Linked DNA regions of Homo sapiens: region 1 is linked to region 2. Evidence: chromatin contacts called from ENCODE Hi-C or POLR2A ChIA-PET data. All regions are on one chromosome and are shown on one strand. Each heading gives the region's core, a stretch centred on a gene start or an enhancer-like site at or near the end of the contact. The rest is flanking DNA. Distances are from core to core; before and after follow the strand shown.

The links. A loop is a pair of places that touch in the nucleus more often than their neighbours do. ChIA-PET counts read pairs that join two places held with the same protein, here RNA polymerase II (POLR2A). Pooled maps may share reads with other maps.
Region 1: a pooled map shows a loop between it and region 2 (2.1-fold over the local background). The contact joins the enhancer-like site here to the promoter of P2RY13 in region 2. A Hi-C loop is called at or near these places in 1 of 168 maps with a recorded cell type or tissue (PC-3), 1 of 37 single-sample maps with no recorded cell type and 3 of 50 pooled maps. POLR2A ChIA-PET finds 5 or more read pairs at or near these places in 2 of 52 experiments (MCF 10A and Panc1).

Annotation. Positions count from the first base shown.
Region 1 is chr3:151,432,749-151,435,750 of GRCh38, forward strand. It overlaps MED12L (mediator complex subunit 12L), which reads left to right. Exons shown (of 45, transcript NM_001393769.1): 45 at 4-3,002. The coding sequence ends at 56. It also overlaps a transcript of IGSF10 not described here. Among named protein-coding and RNA genes, the nearest start is that of IGSF10, 27 kb to the right of the region's middle. Within about 2 kb of position 1,608, at least 2 of the 41 ENCODE cell types and tissues checked have a DNase peak (open chromatin) inside an H3K27ac peak, as active enhancers do; they include PC-3, where a contact is called at or near this core.
Region 2 is chr3:151,328,235-151,331,626 of GRCh38, forward strand. It overlaps P2RY13 (purinergic receptor P2Y13), which reads right to left and starts at 1,315. Exons shown (of 2, transcript NM_176894.3): 1 at 1,247-1,315; 2 at 1-773. The coding sequence starts at 1,294. The region is part of intron 16 of MED12L (mediator complex subunit 12L); the gene reads left to right.

The DNA of each region.
Region 1 (3,002 bases), core at 358-2,857, 100 kb after region 2:
TAGGCAACCAGCCACAGCAAGGAGTGACTCCGTATGGGCATCCTTCACACTTCTGAATCTGCAAGAGGAGAAGACATGACGTTTTATGTTTGCACTGAAAAACAGAAAATCAAATTTAATGCATTAGTCATCTTAAAAATGTCCCTTTTTTTCATTTCTTTGACATTTTACTATATTTTATGCTACATCTCACAAAAAAAAAAAAAGGTGTTTAAACAAAAAGCCAAGGAGAAGTTGTGGTTTGATTTTGTTGAATTCACCTTTAAAGTAGGTTTACAAATGTGAATCATGCAGGCAGGCCTACTCCCGGAAGAGTGTGCTAGCAGACCTTTTGAAATTGGTGCTTTTTTTGAATCTCACATTTCTAGAAAGAATGGATTATGATGGATCTAAGGTATTTATGTATTTCATTCATTAATGATGACGTTGTTTTTTTTTTTTTAATTTTATTTTCCAAACTGTGCTGGACCAAACTACTGATTTGAAAGGCATGTCAGATCTTGACAGAAACATGGCCTGTTTATTCTGCATTCACCTGTGATGGTGAAACGGACATTTATTTGCATCGCTCTAATTTGAAATGTTTGTAATCTCATAAGCACTTTATAAACTTTGTTCTTATTTATGTAGGACTCTTCTTTGCTTTTGTTGTGGTCAAAAGGTGCTGAAACAGATTGTTGCTTCGTACTTAAACTTCTTAAACCAAGAACCTAAACCAAGGTTTCTTTGAGAGCCGCCCTAAGATGTGCGGAAACCTGTTAGAAGTAGCTGTACTCAAATTTGTTTTGAGGCAAGATCATTGATGAGAGTCATTGTGAAGGTACAACATGTAAATCCTAAAGGCCTGAAAGAACTGCAGTGGAATCGTCCAACTATTTATTGCCAGTTTTGGTTCTCCTGAACCTTATGCCACCTTAAGGGGAAAAAAAAATCCAGTAGCTGGCTTGAGATTCCAGTGCTCACACTTGACATGGTTTCCAGAGAATCTGGCCCCAAAGTCCAGAAGGCTCTGGTTTTCATAAAAGGTGTATTTGCTGTTTATTTTGTATGGTAAGTATTTGCTCTTTTGAATTTAATTATTACTGTCAGTGTCAGTCTTGGTTGTGTATTGCATATACTGTATTTATAAATTGGTGCAAAAAGCACAAGTAAATTATACATCAAATTTATTATAAAGAAATAGTAACTATTTTAACTTTGTTCAAGTATGTGGTAATTTGCTCCTATTAGAGTAAAAAAGAAACCAGTAAATTATCAGTTTGTGTAACTTAAGAGTATTCTATATAATATTTTTTTAGATTTAGATGCATAAAATTTTGAATGTGAAAATTGCAGGGCATTTTAAAACATATGTGGGGGATATTTTCCCATGTTCTCTGTTATTTCATTTTCTTTTGCCATATGATTTTACATATAATATAGTCAAGCATACTGTGAATAGACTTGTCTATAATGAGCAGACCATGTAAATCTACTTTTTTTAAAATGTAGCTAGTACAACTTTAGTAGACATTTTCTTTTGCAAATCATTATCTATAAATAATTTATATCTTCCTGGGTGAGTTACTCATTGCAAAGTTTGACTCATGCAAATGACCTCAAATACATGTCAGCTTACTTTGCTGTGGCAACATCCATGTGAACTGCTTTGTACACTGTGAAAATATTTCACTCCAGCCTGCCCATTTTGTGTTTACTCTGGGCTGGAAAAGACTTTGCCAAAACATTAAAAACTATTCTTTTCACTAAATTAATAGTCTATCTGCTTTCAGAAGATGTATCATCTATCTGTACACATTTTTGCTGGTTTTGTATATCAGATTTTTTCCTCTCAAGAAACATACTTAGATAAGCTAATGAAGTTGTTTTCTTCAAAGTAATATATCTATATAATGACTGCATTGGCAAATCAACCGAAATGTGAATGTTGTGCCTAGTGAGTGAGTCATGTTCCATCATTATTTCTTTCCAAATTTCTTTGCCAGTTCAGTTTGAACCATATATTTTGTAGCTCAGCATTGCAAACAACAGTAATACTGTTTTAAGAATGAGTGTTATAATTGCATAGCATTTGTATGCACTTTATACTTTGCAGAGGTGAGTTAAATTATTAATCATTTTGCACATGAAAGCTGTGGGGCATATCTTTTTTCTTTTTTTAGGTGAGGAAGTTATGCTACGACTCTAATTAATTCCACGATTCTATTGAAAGTTGAGGAATGCTGTTTTACCCCTGCGCATTATAAAGAAAATAACTAGAATTACTTTAGTCTTCAGATTTTCTCCCTGTTAATTCTGTATCTTGAGAGGTTTCTTTTTTTTTTTTTTTTTTTTCTTTTCTTGCAAATGCATTCTTTTGCATTAAGATGGTCACAAGGTAAAGCCCTGTGGCAGAACCTGGTACTTTACCTTACCAGAGGAAATTACCTTAGAATAAGATGGAGCGAGACCCCAGCTCCCCTTAAAGACAAGACCTTGAAATCAAATGGAGTCAGCTATACCTATCAATCAATCACAGTTCTTGGATATAAGAAGCCCATAGACTCTCTTGTTTACACTGTAGGCTTTTTCTTAATAGGGTTGCATTTGTCAGTCATTGCATTTACCCTTCTTGGCCTGGAAGTAGAGGAGATCAATGCGTAGCTTTGACCACTTCCAGCCACAGGGTACTAACATCAGACATAAGTTGCAACCAGGTCACATTTTAGGCTGAGATGGGGCTAACTGAAAGTCAGTGTGATGAAAACCCAAGGGCGCTATTCCACATGTCTCAAATGATTGGCAGGGGCTAACTTATTAGTAATTCTCGGTTTTGTGCACTGAGATATCTAAGACCTATGGCATTTTTTTCCCATTTATAAAGCTCCTATAATTCTTAAGTAAGTACTAGGTGAATGTTTGAATAGATGCTGGAGAAATTACACTGGAAAACCCCACCCCTAGATTTAGATAAGATCAATCATTTAATATTCCCCAAATTAATTCAGGTTGAATTAAGCATG
Region 2 (3,392 bases), core at 65-2,564:
GCAAAATGAAATGGAGCAAAACACACAAAGAAGACAGCCACGACAACAAATACTTTGCCTTCCAGCTTTTTGTTGTTTTTTCTGTCCTTACTTTTGGACTTTCTATAAGAATCATATACTTTTTTTGCAATAACCACATAAAACACAAGCATTAGGATAAAAACAGTCCAGAAAATAAACTGGCATATGTTATTTACCATTTGATGCCATTTCAGCCCCAGAGGCCCCTTTAAGGAAGCACACTTTTTCACAGACGATGGTGTTGCTTCCTTGTTGCTCAAGATCGTATTTGGCAGGGAGATGAAGAACAAAAAGAACCAGATGAAGATTGAGACCGTTTTTGCAAAAACAGGTTTTTTTAGAAAAATATTTCTCAAAGGTCTGATGATCTTGAGGAATCTGTCAAAGGCTATGAGCCCTAACAGCACGATGCCCACATACATGGTCTCATAAAATATCACCGAAGAAAAACGACACACAAAAGCTCTGAGCTGCCAGGGTGCCAGGTGTGAGTCAGAGAGGATTTTGAAAGGAAGCATGAGTGTCATTATCAAGTCGGCCACCAAAGTGTTTTTGAGGTAGATGATGAAGGTGGAGGAGCTGGGGATGTGAACAAACACCCACAGAGCCAAAGTATTCAGCAGGATGCCGGTCAAGAAAACCACTGTGTAGAGGGCTGGGAATACCAGCTGTACTATCCGAGTGTCTCTGGGGCACCGCTCAGATCTGTTGAAGCCTTGCATCACTGTGGTGTTCATTGCTTCCAGTGTCACCTGTTACCAATAAACATATATACAAACAAAAGAAAACAAAAAGCCCTTCATGATTTTCAAATGCTATTTTTTAAAAACAGACTTTATGTTTATAGCATATTAACATCCTGCATTTATCCAACACTTTCAATAGATGTGTTGAAAAGGAAAATACTGTTTTCTGGCTAGAATTTTTAAAGCATATAATACATTTTTGGTACTTTTAACAGTACCATTACTTTCACATCCTTGTGAAATCCAAATAACAGGTTCTGCCTCATTCACAGGTGCTACTGTTAGCCATAAAACAAAACACTGTTTAAGAGATAATAATACATTATTATTACTAATACATCAGATTGCTGTAAATTATGTAATTTCTTATGCTCATAAACTATGGTTTGTAGAATATTAACTTTAAAGCACCTTTTTTCCCTTAAGCATATTCTTTTATATAAGCAAGCACACTCATAATAACAAAAATTGAAATTCACCTTTGGGAGGATACTCAGTTCTCTCTGTCTTCTTATGGCGGCAGTCATTAGTTCAGCCTACAAATGAGCATGTGAAGCAAATGTTCTGCTTTCTTATAGTGGATTTCCTTCCTTATTTTTACTTATGTAATGTGACCCATTAGAACCTCTTCATATTTAGACCTTTGGGACATTTGCTAATACTCTATTTTAGTTCAAACTTTCATACTGTTAATCTGTGACTTGAATAAAGAAGCTTATTTGCAATTATCTTTAAATTTCTTCATAACTTTCTTGAAGTTTATCTTCTTGATCTGCATGTTCAGTGAACTTTTTGAGTGCCTCTTGTATATAGTGGAAAGTAGAAAGATGAAGAAAATAGTCCCAAATTACAATCAAGTAGGAGAATAAGACTACCTAAAATCAGACAGAATAATCTTCTGTATCCTTGTAAACTGGATTTTCCAGTAATTTGTGTTCAGGAAGACGGTATGTTTATTTTTGTAGGTATTTGACTTAGTCTTCTGGTTTGGGGATCTCTGAGAGTTAACATGATGTTTTCTGAGAGGTGAAGACTATTAGATCCAGATTTTTGGAGTTAGAATCCCAGTTCCACCAATTAATTGGGATTAGATTATAGATAAATGATTCAACAGCTCTGTGTCTCAATTTCCTCATCTGTGTAATGGGTTTGAAAATAGTATCTAACACACTGTGTTATTAAGAATGAATTGGTTGCCTGGAATAGTGCTTGACATATAGGAGGCACTAAAAAATGTTAGCCACTTTTAGTGGCTTTTAGTCCCATTGCCATGGGAATGAATTGCAAATCCAGATAGAGATATTATACTCTTTCACTTAGTAGAGGGCCATTTTTAGAAATCTTTTTTGTATTTGGTGTATTTCGAGTGCAGAGGACTTCAGGAATTTCATCAATCAACATTGGGCCAATATCTGTGCATTTTTTTTGCTTTAATTCTCTTCAAGTTTGAAAGATGTAATGGTGCTTTTGCATAGAGAAAGTTGTTGTCCATGGCAGAAATCTACTTGCCAGGTAGGCATAGGAAAAGCGGAAATTAGGAGATCTTACGGAGGATGTGGAGTTCATGGTGAGTTTCATTTCATGTTTCTTGCCACAAGTGTTACCATGGAGTTAGACGAGACTAGTGTTAGTTGATCACAAAGTTTTGGGTGACTTGGCTTTGAATTCTGAGAAGAAAAACTTAATATCCCCCTGGACATTTTAAAATATGAGGCAATACAGTGTCTAATAGTTTTGATTAGACTACCCAATAACGGCACAGTTTGAAAAATTTCTCTTTGACTGAAATAAATTAATCCTTGGGAGTATAGATTCAAGATTTCATTAATAGAACATACATGTATGTCTTAAACATAAATGTATATCTTTTTGTTTGCTTCAGCAGAGGAAAAAAAATCCTTTATTTCTTAAGTAGAGAAATTTAACCTACAAAATTAATTGTAAATTTTCCTATAGCCCCAAATCCATAATCTAAAGGAAGATCTGGAATAGTTTTTCTTTAAGCAAGATAAATTCTGTGCAGGATAATTTCATAATCTGAAAACTGGAAATCACTTCTTGGTCAAATTTCAAAACACTGAAGTGTGGGAAACTTTCCAAAGAGGAACTGACTTACAGTGCCTGTTTCTAGAGTTATGGAAATAGAGTCTCTTAAATGTGGTAGATGTCAAAGTGTTTGACTATAGTAAATATCCAATAGATCATTCATTTCTATGTGTTTGTGCTTCTTATGTATTAGCTGATTTTTCCTTAGTTTACAGCAGCACTATTGCCTGCTGGGGAGGCCTTTTGCCCTTGAAGACACAGCTGAGAAGCTGCTCAGCAGAATGTTTAGGCGCCAGAGTGCCTGGGCTCAATTCCTTTTTCCAATTCTTTCTTTTCTTATGACCTTAGGCAAGCTGCTTATGCCCACTATGAAATGGTTGCCTTATCTTTACAATAAAAATAAATAATAGTATTTGCTTTACAGTGTTGTTAAAAGAATAAAATGAGTGAACATTCACCAGTGCTTAGAATAATGTCTGTCATGTGGTAGGTATCATGTAGGTTTCTTGTTAAATGAAATTGAAAGAAAATTGGAATGTTGTGCATACATATGGTGATGTCTCACGAAAGGAGAGAAGA